Linked DNA regions of Mus musculus: all the other regions are linked to region 4. A link is a loop called in an ENCODE intact Hi-C map of the cell type or tissue named here. Cell type or tissue: heart. All regions are shown on one strand. Region 1 holds the start of 4933402D24Rik (RIKEN cDNA 4933402D24 gene). Region 2 holds the start of Klf7 (Kruppel-like factor 7 (ubiquitous)). Region 3 overlaps Klf7 (Kruppel-like factor 7 (ubiquitous)). Region 4 has its middle 24 kb from the start of Mir6899. Region 5 overlaps Gm35880 (a long non-coding RNA gene). Region 6 has its middle 24 kb from the start of Gm35803.

The links. Peaks named below come from ENCODE experiments on the same cell type or tissue, not always from the same donor. Only the 100,000 strongest peaks of a DNase experiment are listed, where the experiment ranks them.
Region 1: it touches region 4 in a loop (2.5-fold over the local background); 6 of 42 quality-filtered maps call a loop at or near these places.
Region 2: a loop joins it to region 4, with 4 times the contacts of the local background. A loop is called at or near these places in 9 of 42 quality-filtered maps.
Region 3: a loop joins it to region 4, with 2.2 times the contacts of the local background. A loop is called at or near these places in 2 of 42 quality-filtered maps.
Region 5: it touches region 4 in a loop (1.8-fold over the local background); 2 of 42 quality-filtered maps call a loop at or near these places.
Region 6: a loop joins it to region 4, with 8 times the contacts of the local background. A loop is called at or near these places in 5 of 42 quality-filtered maps.

Annotation. Positions count from the first base shown.
Region 1 is chr1:63,765,956-63,769,955 of GRCm38, reverse strand. 4933402D24Rik (RIKEN cDNA 4933402D24 gene) reads left to right here and starts at 689. Exons shown (of 3, transcript NM_001256158.1): 1 at 689-775; 2 at 1,414-1,571. The coding sequence starts at 751. In heart, no CTCF peak of the experiment used is centred here; no DNase peak of the experiment used is centred here.
Region 2 is chr1:64,120,497-64,124,496 of GRCm38, reverse strand. It overlaps Klf7 (Kruppel-like factor 7 (ubiquitous)), which reads left to right and starts at 3,108. Exons shown (of 4, transcript NM_033563.2): 1 at 3,108-3,597. The coding sequence starts at 3,496. Gm35880 (a long non-coding RNA gene) reads right to left here and starts at 2,930. Exons shown (of 3, transcript XR_373464.4): 1 at 2,826-2,930. In heart, a CTCF peak has its summit at 2,481; DNase peaks (open chromatin) are centred at 2,206, 2,736, 3,486 and 3,876; H3K4me3 peaks cover 2,620 bases; H3K27ac peaks cover 2,810 bases.
Region 3 is chr1:64,085,861-64,089,860 of GRCm38, reverse strand. The region is part of intron 1 of Klf7 (Kruppel-like factor 7 (ubiquitous)); the gene reads left to right. The region is part of intron 2 of Gm13748 (a long non-coding RNA gene); the gene reads right to left. Among named protein-coding and RNA genes, the nearest start is that of Gm13748, 8.5 kb to the right of the region's middle. In heart, a CTCF peak has its summit at 2,054; DNase peaks (open chromatin) are centred at 1,090 and 1,420; H3K4me3 peaks cover 311 bases; H3K27ac peaks cover 948 bases.
Region 4 is chr1:64,016,985-64,020,984 of GRCm38, reverse strand. No RefSeq gene overlaps it. Among named protein-coding and RNA genes, the nearest start is that of Mir6899, 24 kb to the left of the region's middle. In heart, no CTCF peak of the experiment used is centred here; DNase peaks (open chromatin) are centred at 144, 1,554 and 2,094; H3K4me3 peaks cover 943 bases; H3K27ac peaks cover 2,676 bases.
Region 5 is chr1:64,224,260-64,228,259 of GRCm38, reverse strand. All of the region lies in intron 1 of Gm35880 (a long non-coding RNA gene), which reads right to left. Among named protein-coding and RNA genes, the nearest start is that of Gm39654, 30 kb to the left of the region's middle. In heart, no CTCF peak of the experiment used is centred here; a DNase peak (open chromatin) is centred at 2,039; H3K4me3 peaks cover 409 bases; H3K27ac peaks cover 1,700 bases.
Region 6 is chr1:64,301,112-64,305,111 of GRCm38, reverse strand. No RefSeq gene overlaps it. Among named protein-coding and RNA genes, the nearest start is that of Gm35803, 24 kb to the right of the region's middle. In heart, a CTCF peak has its summit at 2,146; DNase peaks (open chromatin) are centred at 2,151 and 3,381; H3K4me3 peaks cover 670 bases; H3K27ac peaks cover 2,252 bases.

The DNA.
Region 1 (4,000 bases), 250 kb after region 4:
CATGAAGAACATGACAACGGGAAGCAGGCAGCACCCAACATGGTTTGCCTGACTCGGGATTTAAACACTTGCAAAGGTAACCCAAACCATGCTGTTCTGCACGGCTAGTGGTCCTCCTCACTTAAGATGACTGGGATTGAGAGGGGAGTCACCCACCCACAGTATCATGTCACCTTCTACCTCTGATTTTTCTACCTCTGATATTTGCCTCGTTCATGTCACAAGTCTGTTGCAAAAATCACATGAGACAATGTGTTTGAATACTGCCATGTCTCATGAAAATATGACAACGCAGAATTCTGATTTTCAATTTTGATACAACTCTTAATAATTAAAAAAAAAAAGCATAAATGGCCTTTATTCTCTGAGTCTAGTACCAGGAAGAAAAGTGATAGTTTGCCAAAAAATAGTTCAGGTCTTGAGAAACCCTCTGAAATGAATGTAGGAACAAAAATATGAATGGAATCCTACTCTATGACAAAAGACATAAATGGTTGCCTCTCCAATTGGAGAGAACTGTCTGTTTGCAACGAGTGACACAGAAAATGACTTTGTGCAGCACATCTCTAAGAGAAGAGTCTTTCGGTGTCGTCTGTACAGGGCACACAGCAGCATTGTGAGAAGATGAGGAATCTGCTGATGCTCTCTGTTCTGTTCTGTTTCATAGCAACCCCCTATGGTCAGTAGAACACTAACTGTCTCCTACCATTAGACAATAGTCTTCAGAAAGGATGTGCCGCAGAACAGCTGATGGACATGAATTATTTTAGACGAGGTAACCAGAGGAATCCAAGAAGCCTTAAGAGACAGGCTCTTGCGTTGCCCTGAAGAATTTCTGGCCCTAGCTTCCTTCTTTCCTGTCTTCATTTAACCAACATTTACTGAAATTAGATTGTTTTCTGCCCCCAGAAAATAAAGGAAAGGAGCCCACAAGGTCTCATTCACAAAAACCTTTCCAACTGACTGGGAGCAGACTGCACAGCCCCCTCCTCACTCCAACAGGGTTATGAGACAGAAAAGACAAAGCACAGAGGGCAAAGGGGAGAATGGAGACGCATCCTGCAAAGTGGTCAATGAGTTGTGTGGTGCAGGAGCATCCTGCGTGATAAACAGATGGTAGGGACACCGCAGAGGAGAAAGCACTTAGAAAGTCCAGAGAGATGAAACCTGAATGCTGTTGAGGGGTCCGTAGATGGGGCACAAGAGGGTAAAGATAGAAGACCAAAGAACCTTTCCAAAGTGCATCCAGGTCCAATTTGACAGTCTGTGTATAGCAGAGAGGATGTATGTATATATATTAATAAGGAGAAAGGATGCTGTTATCAGACCCGGGTTTTAGGAAGGGCCCAGCAGGGATAGCAGATTCTTTCAAACAAGTCTAGTGGTCAGTCACATCATTCATGTGTCTCCTAGGACAGCCTGCTCTCTTCAGCACGGACCTGAAACCCAATTGCCCCCGCAGACTTGAGATGTTTGCTGCAGCTACAGAAAGGAAGTTAGAATCTGCTGTCCTCCACAACTTCCCGAAGAGCAAGGAAAACATTGGAAAACTGTCAGCCCGCTCTCAGAAGGTGAGCGCACAGATTGCAAAGCGTTTCCACCTCTCCAGCTTGGCAGTGATACAAAAATGCGGTCGGTTCCCTTCCCTCCAAGTAACTCACAGCAGATGCTGATGCCCTTAGCCTCTTCCCCAGCTACAGTTCCCAACATCATTTCCTTCCAGAGGTCAGGCATATGGAGCTCATTAAATTCTACACAGCAACATTCAAACCGTGTGAAACTTTTTGTTTGCAGTGCAATTTAATGTTGAGTTTGATTTAAGAGGAACTGCATATTCTTGGTCCTGGGATGGAAGCCTATTCATCCAGAAGTTTAAAGCCTGGTTTAGGATGATGGGTTGGAGAATTGCAGCTTATGTTGAGAATTTTTAAAGGTGGAAGCACGTCCTGTCTTAGAAATTATCTACTCCAGCTTCATCTTTCATAGAGTGGAAAAAACCAAGGTCTGGACCATTCACATGGTAGAGGTAGAGCCTACAAACTGGGTGTCCTCATCCTTGGCCCAACAGCACTGCTATCCTTGACTCCCCATAGATCAACATACAGAAAGAAAAGACAAACAACCTTTCTCATCCAAGGTAAAACTCACTTCAAAATGAAAATGGCCACCCATTTATAATGTGCTAGTTCTCTCATATTCTATTATAAAAATAAGAACATTAAGACTTTTTCTTGAAAACAACTGGCTTCTGATTGCTACAAGACTATAATATATATAATATGTGGAATGTAGTAGCTAGGAATTTAAATAACTTCCTCAGAGTTATGTGGCATAGTAAAGTGGGAGTCTTGGTGTCTTCACCTGTAAATGGGTAAGATGGTTCTCAGAGTTGGATGTTTTGTTTACTTAAACTTTAAGGGAAATGCTTAAAAATCAGTGGCTGTTGTATTTTGAAGGAGTGGGAGGGCTTCAGTCTGCTTAAACAGACTCATCAAATACTCTTCCAACTGCAGCCTAAAACCTCTGAACCCATGAGCAAAAATTAAACATTTGCTACTCTTGTACTCATTATCTCAGGTACTAGGTCATGAGGGAAAAGCTATCACACACACACACACAGAGCCTATGACTGAGTTTTATCAACTTCATTTACTAATATTAGCCCTCCAGTGCATCGAATCACTTGTTTAAAATGAAACCCAATTGTGAAACCACTTTCCCACCACTGAGGATTCTTACAGACTTGGTTTCTTGAAGAGAAGTGGAGATGCTTTCTATTTATTGGACCAGGCTCAGGAACCTTGGGGAAGTCACTTGCCATGGAACCAGAGCCTGCTCCCAGGATAAGAAGGTAAGAAACGAGGGTGTGGACGACTCTAGGTCAGACCCAGGGAAGGTAGAATTCTCTGGAAGTGTTTGTGAGAGTAATATTCCATCTCCAAAACAACTGCATGTTACTAACACAAGCAGGAAGGATTACTGTAGCTCTTGAAGAAGAATTTTTACTCTGCAGGAAGGATACAATGAAAGAAAGAGCCTGTGAGCTACACGACCCCCAAGCAGCCTGTGGGAGAAAAAGAATGCCTTGGGCCAACCAACTTTGCCCCTATTCAGGATAAACTATCTCCTACTTCTCACACACACACACACACACACACACACACACACACACACACACACACATTGAAGGGTAGACCACACACCTCCTGTGCTCTGCCAGCAACTTTCAGAAATGAGGGTCAATTCCATCCCTGCTACTTGTACTTCAAGACCTCATCCTTCACACTGTTATCACCATAACCCTATCATTACGCTGCTTGTTAGTCATGATTAAAACAATAAACAAAGGGAAAAGTCTTTCCCTGGTGAGCATGAATAATTGCAGATGAGCACATCTTGTTTGGGCCCCACACCGTGTAATGTTATATGCTATTACCAACAGTATTAGAGGATGTTTTATTGCCTGATACAATTTCTTTCTAATTGTACTATCTGCTCCCTTCAGATTCCAATCTCATCCTGAAGGCCCAACAAAGTAACCCAGAGGGAGTTTATAGCTCTTGCCTGCAATTTATGGAAAAAGTCTTTCTCCTTGGTGATATAACCCTGAAGCAAAAAATGTGAAACCAAGCAGAAAGAGGCAGGGCATGCTTTGACTACCAGACATTAAAAGGAAGAGCATATGGGATATGAGCCTTGCTGCTGGGGTAACTAGCAAGGAGAAGAAGTCTAGGGGATCATGTGCCATACACCAGCAAGCTCACACTAGAAAACCAGTTCACTCAATGGGCTGGCTCAGTCCTGAGGCTGCAAACAGCTAGGATTTCTTTTGTCCTCTCTCACTGGCTCTGTCAGCTCTTTCCTCGCTCAACAAGAATGCCTCTGGCATATGAGAAAGTAGTTTATTCACATCCAGAGGTTAGAAGAACCTAATTTCAGGTATCTTAAAAATGCATCTGCTGATCTATCTTTAAAAGTCATCTCTCACCCAATTTTAGGT
Region 2 (4,000 bases), 100 kb before region 4:
GACAGCTGAGAGCAGGAGAGACAGACTTGTTCCCGGATGAGCTCCCCACTGGCCAGCCAGTACCAACAGGTCAGCCCTAAAGTCAGATGCACACAAGCAACACTAAGCACATGGAATAAGCTGCACGTATATATTTATATATTCACACACACACACACACACACACATATACACACACACACACACCCCTCAAAGAGAAAGAGACCATGAATTTGAGAGGGAAGGGGAGGGGACATGAGAGAAGTTGGAAAGAGGAAAGGGAAGGAAGTAAATTTAACAAACAAAACAAATTAAAAAATTATAATATTTACATATGATGAATGTTGAAAGCAGACATTTTTGAGTATTTCGTTGCATACTCCCTTAGAACAAATTCTTAAATGTCCTATAAAACTTTGAAACAGACCTCCAAATGTAATTTGTAAGATTTACTTTGTAAAATGTCATTGAATGGTTTTTGTTGTTGTTGTTGTTGTTGTTGTTGATTGTTTGTTGTTTGTGTGTTTTGTAGCCTGGGTGCTTGAAAGTTACATGGGGCAGTCTTCCAACCCACTGGAGCAATTTCTATAAACACATATTAACTTAAAACCAAAGCCTCAAGGTTTTGCCATGCAGAGCCTCATGCAGAAGCCTTATATATCAGACACTCCTGGACTTGAAGCACGGTCTGGCCACTTCCTGCTTATCTGAGCATCATTAATTTGTATACTAAGCTTGGGGATACTCATCCCTTAAGGTGAGAATCCCTATGCTGGTGTCCTGCTGGGTGAAAGGATACATGACGCATAAAAACGTCTGTGTACATAGAGCAGAATGTGTGAGAAATATTTGCCAAAATCTTCAAACTCAAAAGTTAAGATATACTTTGATCAAAAATAGCAATAAGCCGAGTTTGGTGGAACCCACACTCAGGAGCGAGAGGCAGGTCTACAAAATTGAGTTCCAGGACAGGTCAGGGCTAAATAGGGCTCACACAAAACAAGACAACAAAATGCAAACCAACTAAATAAAAATAGCAATAGTATAAATATAAAACACAAAAATTAATTCCCTTGAGCCTTAAACAGTAAATTATGTGATCTCGCCTTGATGTTTACCTATTGTATCCAAGGTTGCTTTTTTCTTTTCTTTTTTCTTATTACTCATAAATACATCTACGTTAGGACCTCTCAGTGGATTTCTGCCCAAGCCCTACAACCAGATCGTGTTGGGGGAAGAGTGGACAGGGTGAGACCTAACAAATTATTGCAAGGTTTCGCTATCTTATTTTCTTCTAGACTCTGGCCTGTTCTCTATGGAGACTATAAGTTCAGGTGCTATTTAATTTCTTTGCTTAAAGTCTGGGGACAGTGGACAACAACATTTAATGCCTCCTAACAGTGACATACTACCCTAGGCGTATTTTGTTTCTTCTAACAAGAGTGGCAGATATTTGAATTCTTGTTCCTGGGAAGCCCAGGCCTTTACTGCCATTTGCTCAAGTCATGGAGCTGATCGGAGGCAGCACATTGTAAGCAAGGCATCAATTATGCAAAGAATTTTGTTTCTTTGACCAACAAGAATGTCAGGCACTAAAGGGCAAATAAACCGGCTTTTCTCCAATCTTAGTAATTAATTTCCTCTGGGGGAAATGGGTGATCTTTTGTTTTATGAAACAAATGTAATGTTCTTATCAATAGAAAGGAATGATATGGAGTCGATTAAATTGTATTTCTCCCATTGAAGGTATAAGGACGTTTCTCGTGTCTAAGTACTGAATTCTGTAGTTATTCTAAAGGAGTCCAGCTTTCGGTGTATTTTGGAGAAGGCACACGAGCCATTTAAGGTCAAGCAAACAAATGGGCAACTCTTAACCACGTGCATTGCACAGGTTTCCATTTCTGAGCTTGCAGAATCTTGAGATCTTTAGAGCCCTGCTCCATACCTGCTCCATGAAGTTACTGGATAAACCTCTTGTAAGGATCTGCTAGCTAACTGCTCCCCGCTCCAGCCTGCACCCTAATTCGACCCACGCTCCCCCTATTCTCTTTCATGCACACGCTTAGATGCTGGACACCAGACTCCTGGCCAGGTTTTAGGCTCAGTTCAGAGGAAAAGGAGGGCGGTAGGCGATCGGCGGCGCGCACGGAGGCGCGCGGGCCGGGGCGGGGACAGCGTGCAGCGTCGGGGGCGGGCGCAAGCTAGTCTCCGTGCAGCTCGCCTTTGTTCTCTGCCATTGTGAGGCACTTCCTCTCTGGCACTTCATTTCGGCACCCTGTGGGGAATTCGGAACTGGCTTTTGGGCTTTAGTCTGGGGTACGTGACGCTGTCCTGAGCCTGGGCTCTCCCTTGCTACCCTTCTTCCCCATGCTTGGCGGAAGGCCGAGTGCAAAGAGCTCCTTGCCCCCGACCGCTGCGCCGCCGCTCTACCGGCTGCTCCCGCAGGAGGCATCTTAACCCAGGACCGGGACCGCACCTCCCGATCGGCCACCGCGGCAACCCGTCCCCTCGGATCTGCACTGGGTACGGGCGCCGGCGGCTCGGGCGAGCCCTGCAGCGAGGGTCGGAGGCCAGCGCGCAGCCCGAACCCGGCCGCCTAGGCGTCCCAGGAGCCAGCGCAAGTGTCGCAGCAACACTCCCTGGCGCTCAAGCTCCCCGGCCGCCTGGCGGACTCCTCTACCCCTTTATATAGCCCTCTAAAAATAGCTTGCCTCGTACCGCCTTGTAAGGCAGCAGGGAGATCCGCAGCGCGCCAATCGGCGGCTGCCGTCGGGGCCAGGCCCCGCCCCATGGTCCTCTCCGAGTGCCGCATTGGTCCTCAGTGACTTCATGAGCCCCCTGTTTACCTTACATGGTCACACGCGGCCTAATGGACGCCCTCCTCCGAGATCCCACGGCTGCGCGCAAAACGGGGCGGAGGGAGGGAGTTTGGGGAGGGGGAAGAGCAGGAGGAGGAGACAAGGGGGGGGGACTACAAACTAGCGAGGATGGGGTGGGGGGTGGGGAGGGAAGGGAAGGGGTGGGGGGGGAGAGAAGCGATCGCGAGAAAAAAAATGCAACCTCCCAAAATAAAGAGCAAAGATTGCATTAGGAGCGAACAGCGCTGCAGATATAGATGGCAGCTTCGTGTCAGTGAGTTTGCGTTCCCCTTCCTGATCCACGCGCTGGAGTGATTAGAGCCCTGGAAGGGAATTGTTACTCCCGTGAAGTCCCCTTTTCCTGGCAGTCATCTGCACTGTACACGCTGGATCCCTCTCTCCGATCCACCCCACTCACTCGCTCCTCTCTCACCTCCTCTCTCACCTCCTCTCTCTCCCTCCTCTCTCACCTCCTCTCTCCCTCTCTCCTGCATTGATTTTTTTTCTCTCCTTTTTTTAGTTGACTGAAACAAAACAAAACAAAAGGGCCACTGGATGTCTGCCTTCTTGGGGGGTGAGCCAGACAGACTGACAAACAAACAGACCCAGCTGAGCTCGGGGGAGGGTTTCTCCTCCGGTTTTGCCCGGCAGCAGCAGCATGGACGTGTTGGCTAGTTATAGTATATTCCAGGAGCTACAACTTGTCCACGACACCGGCTACTTCTCAGCTTTGCCATCCCTGGAGGAGACCTGGCAGCAGGTGAATGATTTAAATTACTTGTGTAAATCGTGTGGCGGCGGCGGAGACGCAGGGGCTGCGTTTGGTGTGGGCTTTGAGTTGAAATTTTTTTAATTAATTTTTTCTTTTTATTTATTTATTTATTTTTTGGCTGTGTGTTGTTTAAAATGTTTTGTGAAACAATCATATGCGCTTACCTCTCCACCCACCCCTAGCCCCTTAGTGTGTTGAGCTGAGCCGGTCCTAGCTGCCTGCATTTCTGTCACCAACACACATCCTTGCGCACACGTTGTCGGCTCGCTGTCCCCTAGCAGAGAATTGCTGGCGAACTTCTCGGGTTTGGAGGAGCCGGGTGGGAAGGTGGTCGAGCAATGGTTGACAGGATACCACGTTCCTAGATGCAGGAGTTCTGACCTTAGTACTT
Region 3 (4,000 bases), 69 kb before region 4:
GGTGTCCATTTGTCCACTCTGCTATCCTTGGTGTTTTTTAGAAGCAAGAGAAAGAAAGAGGAGATGGCCAAGGGAGATGGCCTCTGTGGGTCAAAGAAATGGATTTTCCTTCCACTCCAGGAAGCAAAACTTCCTCTACTCCATGAAATAAACCTTCCTCTCAGCTTAGAGTATGAGATTTGCTCTATACTGTAAACACGTAAACTTATCCCCTGAAGCTCTGAAGTACTTACAGTTAAAGCCTGGTAAGAAATTTGAACACAGACAACCAGCCTGCCTCTTATGTTTTTCAGTGAAGAAATTTTTGAATTCATCATAGTTCTGGGCTCCAGTCTCCAGAATTGTGACCACTGATGGGTTTTCAATTTGATCAGAGTTGCTTGCTCTGTTCATTCATTCACCCACCCATTCACTCATTAAGCAAAATATATGGCAGGTCACAAGTCAGGAATGAGTCCAGTTGCCTTTGTCATGCACATACTCTAGCTAAATTTTCATTTTAGAGATTGATGAAATCAATAGCCTCAAGGAGCCAAGAAATACAAAATTGTAGCCCTCTGTTAAACCAGGATCACTGAGTGTCAGAGGCATTGGGGTTCCTGTTCAGAGGCAGGTCTCATACAGTCCCGGTCCTCCAAACCCTTTCCCTTCACCACACTATTGACATTGGGCGTCTCATGCTTTGACCCTGCCCTCCATGGTCGGGTCTTCCTTTGATCTTCCCATTGCTATTTCACGCCATCTGAGTGCCACAGACTGTGCATACACTCTAAGCTCAGCCCATCCTTCCCTTAGATGAGAATCCTGAGCTCAGAGAGGTTGAGGTTGCTCCATCATGCAGCCATTTTAAATATTTTAGGAAATTGATTTTACCGGCACACAGTTACACAAAATCACAACTGTTGCACAAGAAAAGCGGTTCAGGGCTGGCTTTCATTGTGCCCTTGGCTGCCATTTTTCCATGGTCTGAGGAAGTACAACACTCTTCCTGTACCCTGCATTGTCTGTAACGTTCCGATCCCGAGGTTCCTGGAAGCTGTATTTGAGTGTCTTCTGTGATTGTCAGCAACTAGATTGCATCTGCCACTGAGGGCCCCAGTGGGCTTTGAACCTCTTCTTCTCCGGAAATTCATGCTGTTGAGAGGGAGAGGACAACACCGTCCATGCGTGCAGTGATGCCCTGAGTCAAAGAAGTGTGTGTGTGTGTGTGTGTGTGTGTGTGTGTGTGTGTGTGTGTGTGTGTGTAGTAGAGGAAGGGCATATTTAATTAACCCAACTCAGAAGTCTGTAACAGTGTTCTAGGAGGGAGTCCGTGAGATGACTTTACTAAATAAATAAGAATCCCAGAAGCGCCAGTCAGGCTGAGCAGCAACCTGGGAGAGGAAGGGGAGATGATGTCATGGTTTCGGCATGTTCCCATCCTGACTGCTGAGAGTACCGAGGCTCATGGAGTTTGTGTAGGGTGTGTGAGTGTGTACAGGGTTAATAGGAACGGGTGGGGTGTGTACGAGTGAGCTGTAAAACAGATTAATAACCCCTTGTCAGACCTTTCCCCGTTAACTGTGTTTTTCAGTAATTTTAGTTTGAATGAGAGAGAGCTCTCTAGCCAATTAGTGTTTATTTGTTTCTTTTGGCAAGGCATGTTGGGTGGTGGGGAGAGGAATGAGATTGGTGAGTTTCAAATTTGTGTTTTGTTTTTGCATTTTGGAGGAAGTGAGTAGCATGAGTTTGGGTTTTCAATGCTGCCCCCCCTCCCTCCCCGCTTTTAAGAGGCAGGAGGCAAGACGTGGCCAGCTGGTGCCTTGAACTGACACAGGTGCAGAGGCTGTGGGGGGTGGGGAGCCAAGAATAATTACAGGTTTCTGAAGCATCAGGCCCTGCCTGACACAAGCGCTCGTCAAGAAAACTGCTCTTTATGGAAAATTAATGGTGAAGCTTAAAACCCGTCGGGCTCATTGTTGTTCTTGGGACACCATCTTGCAGAAAAGAGGTCTTTCCCCAGGTCCGTGGGCTCTGTGAGACGCCTGCCTTCCCAAACAGGAACTGCTTAGCGTTGTTACTGACTGTAATGGATTTTTTCCTTTAGGATTGTGAACTTGAGACCCCTGTGGGGTTGCATATCAGATATCTTGCAGATCAGATATTTACATTACAATCCCTAACAGTAGCAAAATTACAGTTACGAAGAAGCAACAAAATAATCCTATAGTTAGGGCCACCACAACTGGAGGAACTGTATTAAAGGGTTACAGAATTAGAAACATTGAGAACTACTGCCTTAGGGAGTCATCTTGTTTAATTTTTAGATCTATCTCTTGACAGCAGTATATAGAGAGTAATTTTCTTTGATTCTTAAGGCATGGATTTTATTATGTTCATGAGAATGAAATAATGACTAAAATTGGGACATCTATTGAGACTTGGTTTTAGGGTACTTAAGTAGCAAATAGTAATAGTATTTCCACCTGTTTGATCCTAAATGGTGGCTTGGCTGGAAGAGATGGATAGAGGAGACAAAGGATCATCTGTATGTCTAGCTGTTCGTGTGCACTAGTATCTTAATTACTCCAGAGTTGGAATTTAATTAGCTTAGTAGCTGAGGAACAGTGAGGAGCCTCCTTGAGGGCCAACTGAAGACCGGTGGACTTCAAACTGATATGTTTGGGGAGGTAGCACCCAAAAAAAACAATGAAAAACTGAGTTTTGTCTGTCCGTCTGTCTGTGCTTGGTCCATGTGGCATCCAGTTGACACTGTTACCTTGAAAATTGATGGTAAGAGCCAGGATAAGGCATTCCTATTTGGAGAAGGAGGGAAGCCTAGAACCCAGGGCCCAGCTTTGCCCAGCTTTGCCCAGCTTTGCCCTGATTGTGTGACTTCAGTGTCAAATTTGGAACAGAGTGGTTTGTAGGATTCACGTTATGTATGCATTGAAACTAAAAATCCCTCAGGAGATCAAAGGGGAATTTGAGGATGCTGTACATCGTGTATCCCAGGGGAAGTAATTTCAAAGACACTGTCCTCTTCCCGGGCCTTTAATCCCATCTCCTTCCTTCCTGGCTTCCTCAAGAAAAAATATCCAAACTAATGTTGTCTTTGTATGTTGGAAATGATTTGGGGAGGAGAAGCACTAAAGAGGTTTTGCTATAAATTTCCTAACTTTTGTTTGTTTAGAATTAATTTTCACAGCATTGTCTCTCAGAATTTACAAATTGCTAGAGGGAAATGTTTAATTTGGTTTCAGCTCTGGCAACCAGTGGATCTGAGAAAGAGTCAGGAGGAATTTCATTGGCTCTAGAACCCTGGTTGTTTTGTGGAGTTCAGCAGCTCTGACAGCAGTGTGTAATACTATTGTACCTATGGGGTATGCTACTGATGTGGGGTTTTCTTTTTTAAACCTAGTAGTTAAAACACGAAGTAAGAGATTTTTACTTGTGCTGTATTCTTGCTCACTCGAGTCTTCTAGATAGAATCCACTTCTTTCCAGCTTTCTAATGCTAATGTGCTAGTGATAAAAATCAAGAAATGGTAAAAATTGTCTTGGGACTGACTTCCTAAGATGTAGGAGGTGGATTGTACACTGGTTCATTTGCTCATTCTGCCCTGAAGGATGTTCAGTGTGACTGTGTTCTCCCTCAACCCATTTTAAAATGTTGAGGCCACAGAGTCCTGGTGCTCGGAAATCGAGGGTCTCCACAGGCGTACTGGGTTTGTCAGTGCTGGCTCTTCTCAGCCAGCCACAGAGATAAAAAGGTAGCAAATCTCACTGGTTCTTTCCCATCTTTCAACTCTGACCTAATTTCAAAAGAGTGGAACTACGTCAGCATCTTTGATCCTATCTTTTGAAGAGAGAAAACCCATCAAGTTCACACCCATATCAACCTTGATGAATCTTTTTGTTGATTTTTAGGAGTTAGATGAATTCTTTTTTGATTAAAAGTCTAAGTATATGCACAGCCACAAAGTCTCTGGAAAGAATAATTTAGAAGATGTCTACAGCAA
Region 4 (4,000 bases):
TGATTGTTAATGACTGCACAGCCCTAAATGTCTGGAATTTGGTTTAGATTCAATGTAATTTGACATTTGCCAACCATTATTAAGTCCCTTTGATGCTCTCCCCGTGCAGCCGTGATGAGCAGCTGATTGGCTCTGGGGGGTGGAAAATGCAACTGGCTGGGCAGGGAGTCGATGGGTGTCTGGAAGTCAGCCATCTTCCCCTGCTGCCCGGGCTCAGCAGGCTGGCTGGGCTGGGTGGCCTTCCCCACACCCTGGCGTCTCTGTTTTCACGCACTCTTCTGTAGCCATTTTGTTTGTTTGTTTGTTCTCTTGTTTTCAAAGGGGCATCTCTCTCTAGCACCTGGTCACCTGGCTCAGAGCAAGGCATCTTCTCTTCTATTATTGCTTTTCTGTGAATCAGAAGCCAACATGTCCCCTCTCAACAAAAAAGGGCACAAACCAAAAACCAACCCCCCCCCCAAAAAAAACCCCAAAAGTACTGCCACTTTATCTAGGATTCAGAGAAAGATGCAGAGGTGGGGGTGTGGAAAAGCTACTGTGGGAAAAATACTCCCTGTGGGAAGGTGAGGCTTTTCTCTCCCTTTTCCCTCCACCTCTTCCCCCCCCCCCTCCTTTTCCCCTCCTCATGCTTCCCCCTCCCTCCCTCTTTTCCCCTCCCTCCTACATTTCCTTTGTATTTCTCACAACTCCTGGGTTCCTCATCTCGTGCATAAGTAGTCAGTTCCCCCCTCCCCCCCACTTTTAATTTCTTTCCTGCCATGACCTGGCTCCCCACAGAAGCTCATAATCTTCCAGTCCCCAATTCCAGTTTCCTGAGAGAAAAAAAAAATTTTTTTTTTCCGATTGTTCAGGTTCAGAGCTATGGTTCATCCCTGGTAAGGTGCGTGTGTTCATCCTTCTAGAACTCAGGTAAGCCATAGGTAAGGCAGGAGCAAGGCAAATGTCACCCAGAGACTCTTCTATAGGGTAAAGCACAAACTACGCCCCTTTCATGGTCGTGAGGTAAACTTTAGAATATTCCATCTAGCCTTGCAGACACTTGAGCTGTGTATGCTAATAATTCGTGGTGAACTCCTACCTTCAGGGACAGCGTGCCGACTCCCCTTAGCAGAAAGATGGGTTCCTCCGCATTCATACCTGTGACATTCACCTGTGAACAGTGCTAGAGGGAAAAAAATCAGAATCATTCGCGGCAGCTCCATGAGAGCAAGAGCAGAGAACACAGTGAGAGAAAAGCCCTAATTTCATTCCAATTAGGACAAAGATAACGTGTGTAAGATATGCGACTTTTGTCACGGGTAAAACAGCCTAGTAGAAGAAAAGGATAAGAGAAGGCTCTAGATTCATTTCCCTAGCTCTCGGGCTGTGACACTGGTGAGCTGTGTGGCCTGAAGTCCATTGCTTGGCCTCTCTGGGCCTTGATCTTTCAGCAGTGCTGCAGTGGCTGCAAGTAAGGAAAATGGACAGAGTAGGAGGGAGACACCAGGCTACTTCCCCTCCTGCGCCAGATCTTTTAAACAGGATTTCCTCTTGCAGTTTGGAATTCCAAAAATATTCCAAGATTAATTTTACAAGCATTGAGGAGACTTGAGCACACACCACCTGTACTGTTCTGGCTCCTTTGAAGATGCCTGCAGGAATTCTCTAGTCTATGCAAGGGAACAAGTGGGCCGTCCTTGTATGCTTGCTGTGGTAGCATACATATCACAAACAGAAATTCTAAACACTGGGATCGGGTTTCCTAGTACGTGTGTAGTTTTCTTGTCACCTCTTTGACTGCCCTTCTGGGTGCCCAAACACAGTGCCCCCCTACTTCTCAAGAGTCTACCTTGTAGCTGGTTAGTTCACGCCTGAGATGGGCTTTTCCCAGCTTCCTTCCGGCTGTTTCTCCACTGGCTGAATTCCTCAAAAACTAATCAATGTGTTCTCAGAAAACAGAACCTGGCTAGGAATGTTTATCATTTTCTTTGCTAAGTGCTGTTTTTTTTACACGTTGGACCTCTGATTTCCTACAATTCTTGGAGAGCACTGGCAGGAAGAGGGTAGGAAACCCCGTGCCATAGAGGGACTGTGATTAAGTCGGCTTCCGTTCTCTCCTTCCTTTCTGGGCTGGAGTGAGCTGGGTGCCCTGAACCAGCGGCTCTCCCCACCCCCCACCCCACAGGAGGCCAGTGTCTTTGATGGTGTATTTTTAGACGATCTGAACAGAATGACCGCTGCGTGTCTGTCCCTCCCCAGCAGCAGGCTTTTCCATTTACTTGCTTGTTCACTGATTTGGATTTCCTTCCAAATAAAATGTAAGCAAGGCCAACGCGCTGTCGTTAGAAAACATTCCTGCCTTGAGAAGCAGCTTTCAAGGAGAAATGATGGAAATGAGAGTAAAAGGAAAGGCGTCAAGGGTTCCAAAAGCATCCCCACAGTGGTCTAAGAGGAACTTTCAGTTTTTAATGTGCATGTGTGCGCGCGTGTGTGTACATATGCATAAGCTGTGAAGACCAGAGGTCAAGGTCCGGTCTCACCTCTGTCTTTCTCTACCTTCATTTTGAAACAGTGTCTCTCACTGGGTCTGGAGCTCACCAATTGGACTGAGGTGGCTAGCTAACCAGCTCCAGGAAGCCTCAGGTCTTTGCCATCACTCCCTCCCTCCCCAGTCGCAGATGCCTGCTCTTTTAGCCGATGCTGTAGACCTAGACTCAGGTCCGCCTCACTCTTGCTAACCCTAGACCATCGGAGCTGTTTCCCCTCTAAGAGACACTTGATAGTGACTGTCACAACCTGATCACAGGTGGTAGTGTGTTTCCAACTCTGATAGCACATCTGATCTCATTGCTTTATTATCTAGATTTTAAATAATAGTTCTCATGACAGGGAACTAGGGAAACAGCCAGGATCTAAGCCTGTGTCCTTAGCACCATCTCTCCTTTGTATTGAGGACACTAGAGCCCAGGGAGGGCCATTAGCCCAGGGAGATTTGGCTGTAGGACCCTAAATAGGAAGCCTGAGATTTTAAAAAAAGCAACTCTACTAATTCTATTTCTCCTTGGTGTGCTGTCCAGCCCATACCGAGCAAATTTAACTCAACCATGATAGGTTGTACAAAGATTTGCGTCACTTAGCAGATCTTTATGTTTATAAATGGGTTAAAATATTCTGTAAATTTGCTTGCTCAGAAGGTGTGCTCTACTCTGTTTAGATTAAAGCAGGCAGCTTTGTTTTACAAGTGAAGCCACAGCTACACCATTGTATGTGTTCTTTTACAAGAGGAAGCATTTTCGTTTGGTGTTTTATGATACAGGAGTTGGGATTAATTAATTTACTAATTTAGCTAATGAGTAAATGCTAAGCTAAAGACTGGGCTAAACCCTGGGAATTCAAGGATGCTCAAGGCAATTTATATTAGTTAGAACTGTGTGTTTATGCTTATTCATTTGCTTTGGTGGTGACAGAAACTCAACATGAAAAGGCCTCGCACAAAGGGGAGTTCATTGGAAGTATCTCGGCATATACACAATTCAGTACAGGACTATAGGATGGAATGTACTTCTAGAAACATTCAGACTGGGAATTCACTTGCTCAGGCCTTCCCCTCCATGCATTTATTTCACTGTTCTCTTCCTAGAGACTTCTACTTCTTTGCCTTCATCTCAGAAAATGTGGCCGCCATAGCTATAAAGTGCCTTTGTCAAAGCCAGAGATACTGACTTCTTGGTTACAATACCATAATTCCCAAGGAAAGCATTGGTGGGCTCTGTTTGGGCCAAGAGCTCACCCTATACCCACTCTTGACTGTGGGCAGCCTTCTCCTCCTCAGTCGGGGGCACAGCCTCAGTCAACCAGCAAGGGCCAAGTGTGGTTTTGCAAAGACACAGGACCATTATAATGGAGCCTGTGATATCCATATGAGATCCAAATGAGTGTAAGTGGAAAGTAGCTATGAGTGTAAGTGGAAAGTAGCTATTCCTGGAAAGGGGGATCATGGGAAGACAACCTGGGATCATGA
Region 5 (4,000 bases), 210 kb before region 4:
CACTTGAAACCTGATGTGGTCCAGTACCGAACTCCACCTCTATTGAAAACAGGGGGCAACTCCTCCAGTTATCAAAACAGGCTGCTTACATGAGGCAGCAAGAGAGGCAGTCAGCATCAGCCACTTTTGTACAAAGGGCTAGGCCACCAAATGAGAGAATATGGTGACAGGGACCAGACACAGCATGGACAGAGGTAGACAGAGTCCTTGTTCTAACTGCCCTCTTTCCTTCACCAGAGATTGCTTCCCCAGACTATTATACTGAATGCCTCTTCTCTCTTTTTGCTTTTGCGCTCAAAATGACCTGTGTATTTTGGCTTTACCTTTCAGAGGAGATGATGGTACCCGTGAGTCAGTAGGCACAATAGGGCAGATCTTGTATGTTCCTGTGTTTGCCAAAAGTCTTGCAGACAAAGCCTAGCATCATTTGTACATGCATAGAAATCATAACTGCCATGGACTGAATTGAGACCTTTAATCATAGCCCATAGTACCCTTGGATGGACTGGTTTTTGAAATAAGGTCTGTAAAGAGGTGATTATGATAAAATCACTGTGAATAGTGTTCCATAAGAGATAGGATAACATAGAGAAAAGATAGGGATACACCAGAGGAAGTTGCCCATTGCAATGCCAGAGCAAGGCCTTCAAAGGGGCCCATGGAAGTGGTGCCTGGATTTCAAACTTCCAGTTTTCAGAAAATTAAGTTTTGTTGTTTAAGCTGCTGTTTCTAGCATTTCTCTAAGGCAGTGGAGTTGATGAATGCCAATATTCAGAATAAGCAAGAGGAAGACAACAAAACAATGAAGAAGTATGGCATCTGGGGAGGTCTGAACTTTAGGAGAGAGGGAGGGAGGGAAGGAGGGAGGGAGGGAGGGAGGGAGAGAGGGAAGGAGGGAGGGAGGGAGGGAGAGAGGGAAGGAGGGAGGGAGGGAGGGAGGGAAGGAAGGAGGGAGGGAGAGAGGGAGAGAGTTCATCTATTCAGCATGGATCTCCATATCTGTGGAACTGCCTTTTATTTATTTATTTATTTTTAGGCTCAAACAACTACCAATCAAAACGCTCAGAAAAAATATTCCAACTGAACCAGACTGATACAGACTTTTTCTTGTCATTGTCCCCTGAACAATTCAGTCTGGCATCTATTTGTCCACCGTTTACGTTAGAGCAGGTATTACAAACAATCTAGACAGACTGTAAAGCAGACTTGGGTCAGTACAGATACAGTGCCCTTTAGCATCATGGATTTAAGCCTTCTGAAGACTTTGGTATCTGCATGTGGGGTGGGGATGAGCTGGAACCAACCCTTTGTAAACTTGAAGTGAAGCACCTTTCAAAAGACAACTGTACTTTCCTTTAAGCCCCTTGGAGCATAGCACGGGCAGCCGGAAGGGGATCTTTATTTTCCCTCCCAGAGAAAATGAAGCATGCCATAAACGCTTAATAATCTGTGGCCACCAGCTGCCGGCACCCCATCTCTGCAAGGCAAGGATAGATAGATCTGGTGATCTGCTCTTACTGGGTACTTAACGCTGGAATTCAATAGCGTATCTTTTCACGTTCCCGCTGGATCCAACCTTGCTGAGTCAGTGCTACCCCAGAGCTTTAGGTTCACAGCTTGTGTATAACCTTGGTTCCAATTGTGAGTGTTCAAAACAGATAAAATATTTAATGTCTTTTTATTGCTCCTCTCAGCAATGCTTAAAGTCCTTGTTGGCCTCTCGCACAGAGGATGGACAAGTGGCTCCTTCCCTTAGCTGCTCTTACAAGCTGCTTTGCAAATGGCTCTGGCAGGTGGCGCAGCGTAGGGGGAGGGCTCACAGTCTGTCCCTGGAGCCTCTGCTGTGCATTGCTCTCTGTAAAGTACCATCTCCCAGCCCTGGGTAGCCTAAACCTCCCTGCCCCTCCCCCACTCCCTTCTTGAGGTTATTTCTCCCTCCTGACTCATGCCTGCTGCTTCATTTGAGTAACTGTGCAAACGTTTAGCCAAGAGGCCATACCGGGCTGTAGGCTTATTTGGGGAGTTTCCAGCACAGGCACTGCGGCAGCATTCCATGCCTTGCCTTCTGGTCAAATAAGGACAAAGGGAACCACGCCTTCCATTCTTGGCAGTGAAGTAAGAACTGTTAGAATGCTGTGTGCTGTGTAGATGATTCTTTCCCGGCACTCCAATGACCCCTTGGTTGTAGAATTATAAATCAGGAAGAAGAAGTACAGAACATGATCTAAGGATGCTCAGGGACAGGGGGCTTATCTCATGCTGTTCTCATCTTCCTGGAGGAAGTCCATGGTGCCTTCTCAGTGGTCCAAAGAGGATGTGCTGCCACCCATGTACATGTCTTCTTTGTCATCAAAGAGAGTCACAAAACAATGCAGTTAGTCTAATACACACATACCCTACCTGGAAATAGAACTCAGAGGAACCAGTACACCTCGGCTGTTCTCGAGAAACACCCTTAGCAGAAAGAAGCCCCTGGTGGGGGAGATGACAAAACAGAGGTGGCTCTAACAGGTTGTCTTTAAAAGCCAATGTAGGTTTGTGATCAGAGCGTTTGGTCTCTGTAAACTCCCATCCTTAGTCTTGTGGAGAACAAAAAAACTTCCAGGGTAGGAGAGCAATTTACAATCCAACATGGAGGTTGTAGGGCTGGGGGTAGGTGTACAGGCAAACAAAGTAGTTCATTGAACTCAAGACCAAGGAGCCCCTCCCCAAACTTCTGATACTTTGTGGTTTTATCTTTTTACTAAACCACAAGCCTAATGTCCATGCAGATGGACCTACCGTGTGTGCCTCTCCCTTCCTGGGAACAGGTAGATGTAAGGGTCAGTGTGTTAGCCACCAGCCCTTTCTGAGAGCTCAGCCTCTTTCTAGAACATGCTTAATGTTATCCGTCCGTGTACTTTACTGGTGTTTAGGAGAAGAAAGCAAACAAAAATAATGGACAGGACAGTGCAGGGATATTGTAAGTGTTTTCTTTACAAGCATTTGGAGATGAGAAGGGTAAACGATCTATTTCCTCACAGAGGACCCTATACATTAGAGCTAAACTAATATTTGGAGGATGATGATCGTGAAAATTTTAAAGGAATCCCTCTGGGGTTGGGATAGAGAATGCTTCTACATAAGATAGATATTTACAGCTAAATGGAAAGAGCAGAAGGTAGAGGAAACAGGCCACGGGGCTCCCTAGACTTGCCATGTGTTCTTATACATCATGGTCCTTTCTTTGAGAATATATAGCTTTTTGTTCTATCCCCTTTAGCCCTTGCCCTTGTACCTGTGTCTCCTGCCTTCTTTCCACCCTCCATGTACTGTTGTCTCAGGGGGCTAAGTGTCCTAGATGCTCACTGGTTTGGGAAGAAGAGCTGTTCTTCCTGACTTTAACACTGTCAGGTTTCCCAATACACATGAAGCCTGACTGAAGAGTCAAGTTCTGAGCTTGAGTAACAAGGGGCCTGATCTGTCTCATTCCTCTTCCCATTCTTAGCATATTCTTTCTTCTCTCTTCCCTGTGCACTCAGGATTTACCTCAGGAGCTGCCCTCAGGACCACGGGAAGTGCCCAAATATCTCTGGCACAGTTGTAACTGAAACTGTTGCAGGTGGCTAGCTGCCATGAGAGCCACTCAGTTAGGTGACATGGTATCCATGGGAGGGGGCAGGGCGGGGCGGGGGAGAAGGAAGAAGAAACAGGGACATCAAAAGAAGAGAGGTAGGCAGATCAGGACCGGGTTTCTTGATCATTCATTTCCAAACGGGATGGCAGAGTCTGAGAATGCGCAAGGTCCAGGCCTGGCGTGAGTCAGCACCAGGGCTGCCTACTGCCAGTTGATTACATTAGCGTTAGTTAGAAGCCAGGAAGGAAGAGGAGATGCTGTATGTAGGATAGATGGAGAAGGAAGAAAATTGTCTTCATATCTTTTGAATTATTTATGACCTGGAAGTTTACATGCTAAAGTCTAACCGTAGAGACCTGATGGGGAGGGCTGGGAAGAGAGCTC
Region 6 (4,000 bases), 280 kb before region 4:
GTGTGTGTGTGTGTGTGTGTGTGTGTGTTTGGGGGGGGTCTCTGTTTATGTGTTTATATGGTCTCTGAGTGTGGTTTCTCTCTCTCTCTCTCTCTCTCTCTCTCTCTCTCTCTCTCTCTCTCTCTCTCTCTCTCGTTTCTTTGCTTATGCATTTGTGTGGTCTGTATGCGTCTTCTCTGTTTATGTGTATGTGTTTATAAGGTCCCCTACACCTGTGTGTAATTGAGTATATGAACAACAGGGCAAAGTCTCTGCTTTCATGTTGAAAGAAAAAGATTGAAAACCTATAGGCAAACAAGGACATTGCTTTATTTACACCTATCTCTTAGCTTTCTACAGATAACAGTACAAAAGACTGGTTTGCATACAGCTCTGTGATTGGGGTGTAGTTTAACCCCTTGGTCCACAGTGCAGCTGGGTATCAGTTCTACTAGAACCAGAATACTAGCACTGGAGATAATGGGATATAAGTGCCAGGTCAGCTGATATATCAGATGATAAATATTTCACATTTCCCAGTCATTACGACCTGAACGTTTTCAGCATCAGGTTGCTTCAAAACAAAACAGTCACACAAAGCTGGAACTAAGGCTGGGATCAGGTTGGAACCAAGTCTTGTTCTCGGTTGACTCTGCCAGAGAACTGGTCTGGGGGAGGAGGACAGGATACAGAGGGAACAGGAGAGGGCAGAGCTTGCAGGGGACTCTGAGTTTATTGCACTGGCAGGATTTACTGGTTTCATTTCACCCTCAGATCGCTATGGTGGCCCACTGGAGACTTGGAGTGCAACACTGAAGATTTTCATTGTAAGAGTTTCATGTGCCCGGAGCACATGGACCCAGACAGTCGGTTACTCCTTTGGTGACTGGTGGGAAGTGGGGGTGGTGATCTTTGTTACAGACCTCATGGCTTAGAAGATGAAGGCAGTCCCTTTGTGACTTAGAAAATACCAGGTTATGTTGAAATACCTGTCACAGGGCTGTCTGTGCATCGTGTGTATTCTGTCTGCACAAAGCCTGTGCAACTGGGGTGAATAAACAAACGCTATGGAATAGTTGATGACTTGACTTATAAAGAGCAAAGATGGGTTACTTGTCAACATCTGGGGGATGAGTGCAATCTCAAATAGTATGATTTTAGGTAAAATTTATTCCATAAATAGTTTTTTTTCTTAAATAAAATAAAGCCATTTCCTATATGTCAACTTTGGGCTGGTGAGATGGCTCAGCTGGTAAGAGCACTGACTGCTCTTCCAGAAGGTCCTGAGTTCAAATCCCAGCAACCACATGGTGGCTCACAACCATCCATAATAAGACCTGATGCCCTCTTCTGGTTTATCTGAAGACAGCTACAGTGTACTTAGATATAATAATAAATAAATCTTTGGGCTGGAGTGAGAGGGGCCAGAGCAAGATAAATAAATAAATAAATAAATAAATAAATAAATAAATAAATAGTCAACTTCACCATATTGCATATTTTACATAATTTTTAAAGTTTGAGTTCAGAGTATGCATTTTTGTAACTGTACTCCCTTTATTAAAAAATAGATTTTTACAAATTGTATTTTTTGTTTGTTTGTTTGTTTTTCTTTGAGACGGAGTTTCTCTGTGTAGCCCTGGCTGTCCTGGTATTCTGTAGACCAGGCTGGCCTCAAAGTCACAGAAATCCACCTGCCTCTACCTCCCTAGTGCTGGGATTAAAGACCACCACCCATAAATTACATTTTCAATGCCTTAGAGAAGTGGATTCCTTTGTGAAGCTAATACTGCCCCTTCTTCTGGCTGGGTTTCCAAATGTCAGTTTAGATACCAGTCAACAAGCAAACAAAGCAAGAAATGCCCCTGCAGGGGGAAAAAAAAAATACTGGCCTCAGAGACAATAGCTTACTAGTAAGCCCGGCTTGGTCGAGTTCTGCTCTGACATGTTTAGTATTTAACTATGCAGCTTCCTCTTTTCTCCGGAAATAGAAAGGACCAACTTCCTCCCCCCCCCCGCCCCCCCCCGCCCCCCCAGTGGCTGCCCCATTGTCCCATTCTAAAAACTCCCTTGTTCAGACACCTGCTTCCTCTGAAGCTTCCAGTCCTTGGTGCTTTATCTCTCCGGTGAGTTTTGTCAGGCTTTCAGTTTCTGTTACAGCTTTCAAAGAACTTCAGAAGGCGCTGCTGAGGCGCAGAGCTGGAAGCTGGCAACTCCAGGGAGCTTATCCTGCAGTAGTGCTTTGGGGAAGACCAGCAGAGCGTCAGACCCAGCCAACACGGTCCTGTGACCAGAATCCAGCTCCATTTACTTTAACTCAGCTCAGCTCACTTTCTCTTCCACCTAGATGGGAGATCGTTTTCACAGACAATCAGTACAATAGAAATAAGAAATCAACTGAATGAAAAAGTCCGAGATAACCCCTCTCCTCTCATCTGGCCAAAGGCACACTAGAGACCTGGTGGTTGATAGATATTGCTTAGGCTGAAGCACCTACAGGTCTCTCTCAAGAGCCCTATCTTGCCTCCCTGGCATAAAATCTTGCAAGTATTTTCCTTTTAATTTTTAAAAATTTACATTTATTTAAAAAAAAAACAAGGTATACTTGTTCATCAACAATGATACAATTTAGAATTTTATCAGGGAAAACAGACAAACAAAAACAAACAAACAAATTTCTCAGTATTTCAAATGCCCAGCATGTTACTCCTTGGGATTCTTTGAGGGCTAATAAATCAGTATGTCAGGTATCCTTAAAGCTTTGAAAATGATGATGTTTTAACAGTACTTCTAACAACTTCCAGACTCCATAATGGGAATAACTAAAATTCTTGTTTAAAGACTGCAATATACTAAGTGTGGCAGTGCTTACAGACCTGTGGTTGTTTATAAAGTCTCCTTTAGTTTAGATCAGTTGATCCAAAAATGGGAACGATTATCTTTCTTTGTCATCTCTCCTTTAGGTGAAAAATGAGGCTGACATATTTATGGATTTTTGTGACTTTTTAAATAAATGACTTCCTGGGATGTGATTCCAGGAAAAAGATGCTTTAAGAGATAGTGTTTCAGAGAAGGCAGTGACTGGGTGGTATTACCCCGATGGCAAGGCCCTCCACTTTGGGCCGGGGAGCTAGAGGTTATCAGAGAGGCATCCTGTTGGTTCTGCTCCACTTCCACATGGTCACATGTTGATAAAATGCCCTTCACGGGTGTTTGCAGAACCTAAGGATGAAGAAGGCCTTTGCTTTTCCCCACACTGTGTGTGCTAGCCTGTTTCAAGGGGATCAAGGAATGCTGAAAAACACTGAGGGCTTGCCAGACTTCCTTGAGAATATGGAAATCTTTTGGAGAAGAAATTCCTTCCACACCCTTTAAAAGAGCTTCATGCCTCCCCCGGGGCGGGGAGGGGGCAGGGGAATAATGTCTCATTGTTCTGTGGGGTGTTAGAGGAGGAAGAAGTCTTCCTGATGTGGTAATAGAATTTCCTTATTTTTTGGAAATGAGGAAACAAAGCCCAGAAAAGGGAAGTCCCTCTCCATTCCAGAGAGTGAGTCCGTGTGCATGGCCCAGGGCAAAACTTAGGTTTCCTTTCAGACAACCTAACGTTGTCACCTAGGACGACCTCAGGCGGCCCAGGATGACTCCCAGAAGGCCTGGGAACCAAAGCTCCACTTCTCCCCTGTGCTATGCTCATGATCCACCTGGCCTTTGTTCTAGGTCAGCCTTTATTCATCCTGTTCCCAAGATGGCCTTTGCTCCTGAGGGAGAAATAGTCATGGCCTCCTGCCTCGAGGGCCCTGACTCATTTCTAGCTAGGATTGCATCAGTCCGTATTCAGTCTCTGTGAGCAATATGGGTTCAAAGTCACGTATGTGGGAGTTTACCAAAGCCACAACATCCCACATTTATGCAGTGACGGCAGCATAAAGCAAAGAGAAACATACTCTATTGGGGCTTCTTACTTACTAGAGATGCTGCTATATCAAACATCAAGAATTAAAATCATAATCCTACCAGGTAC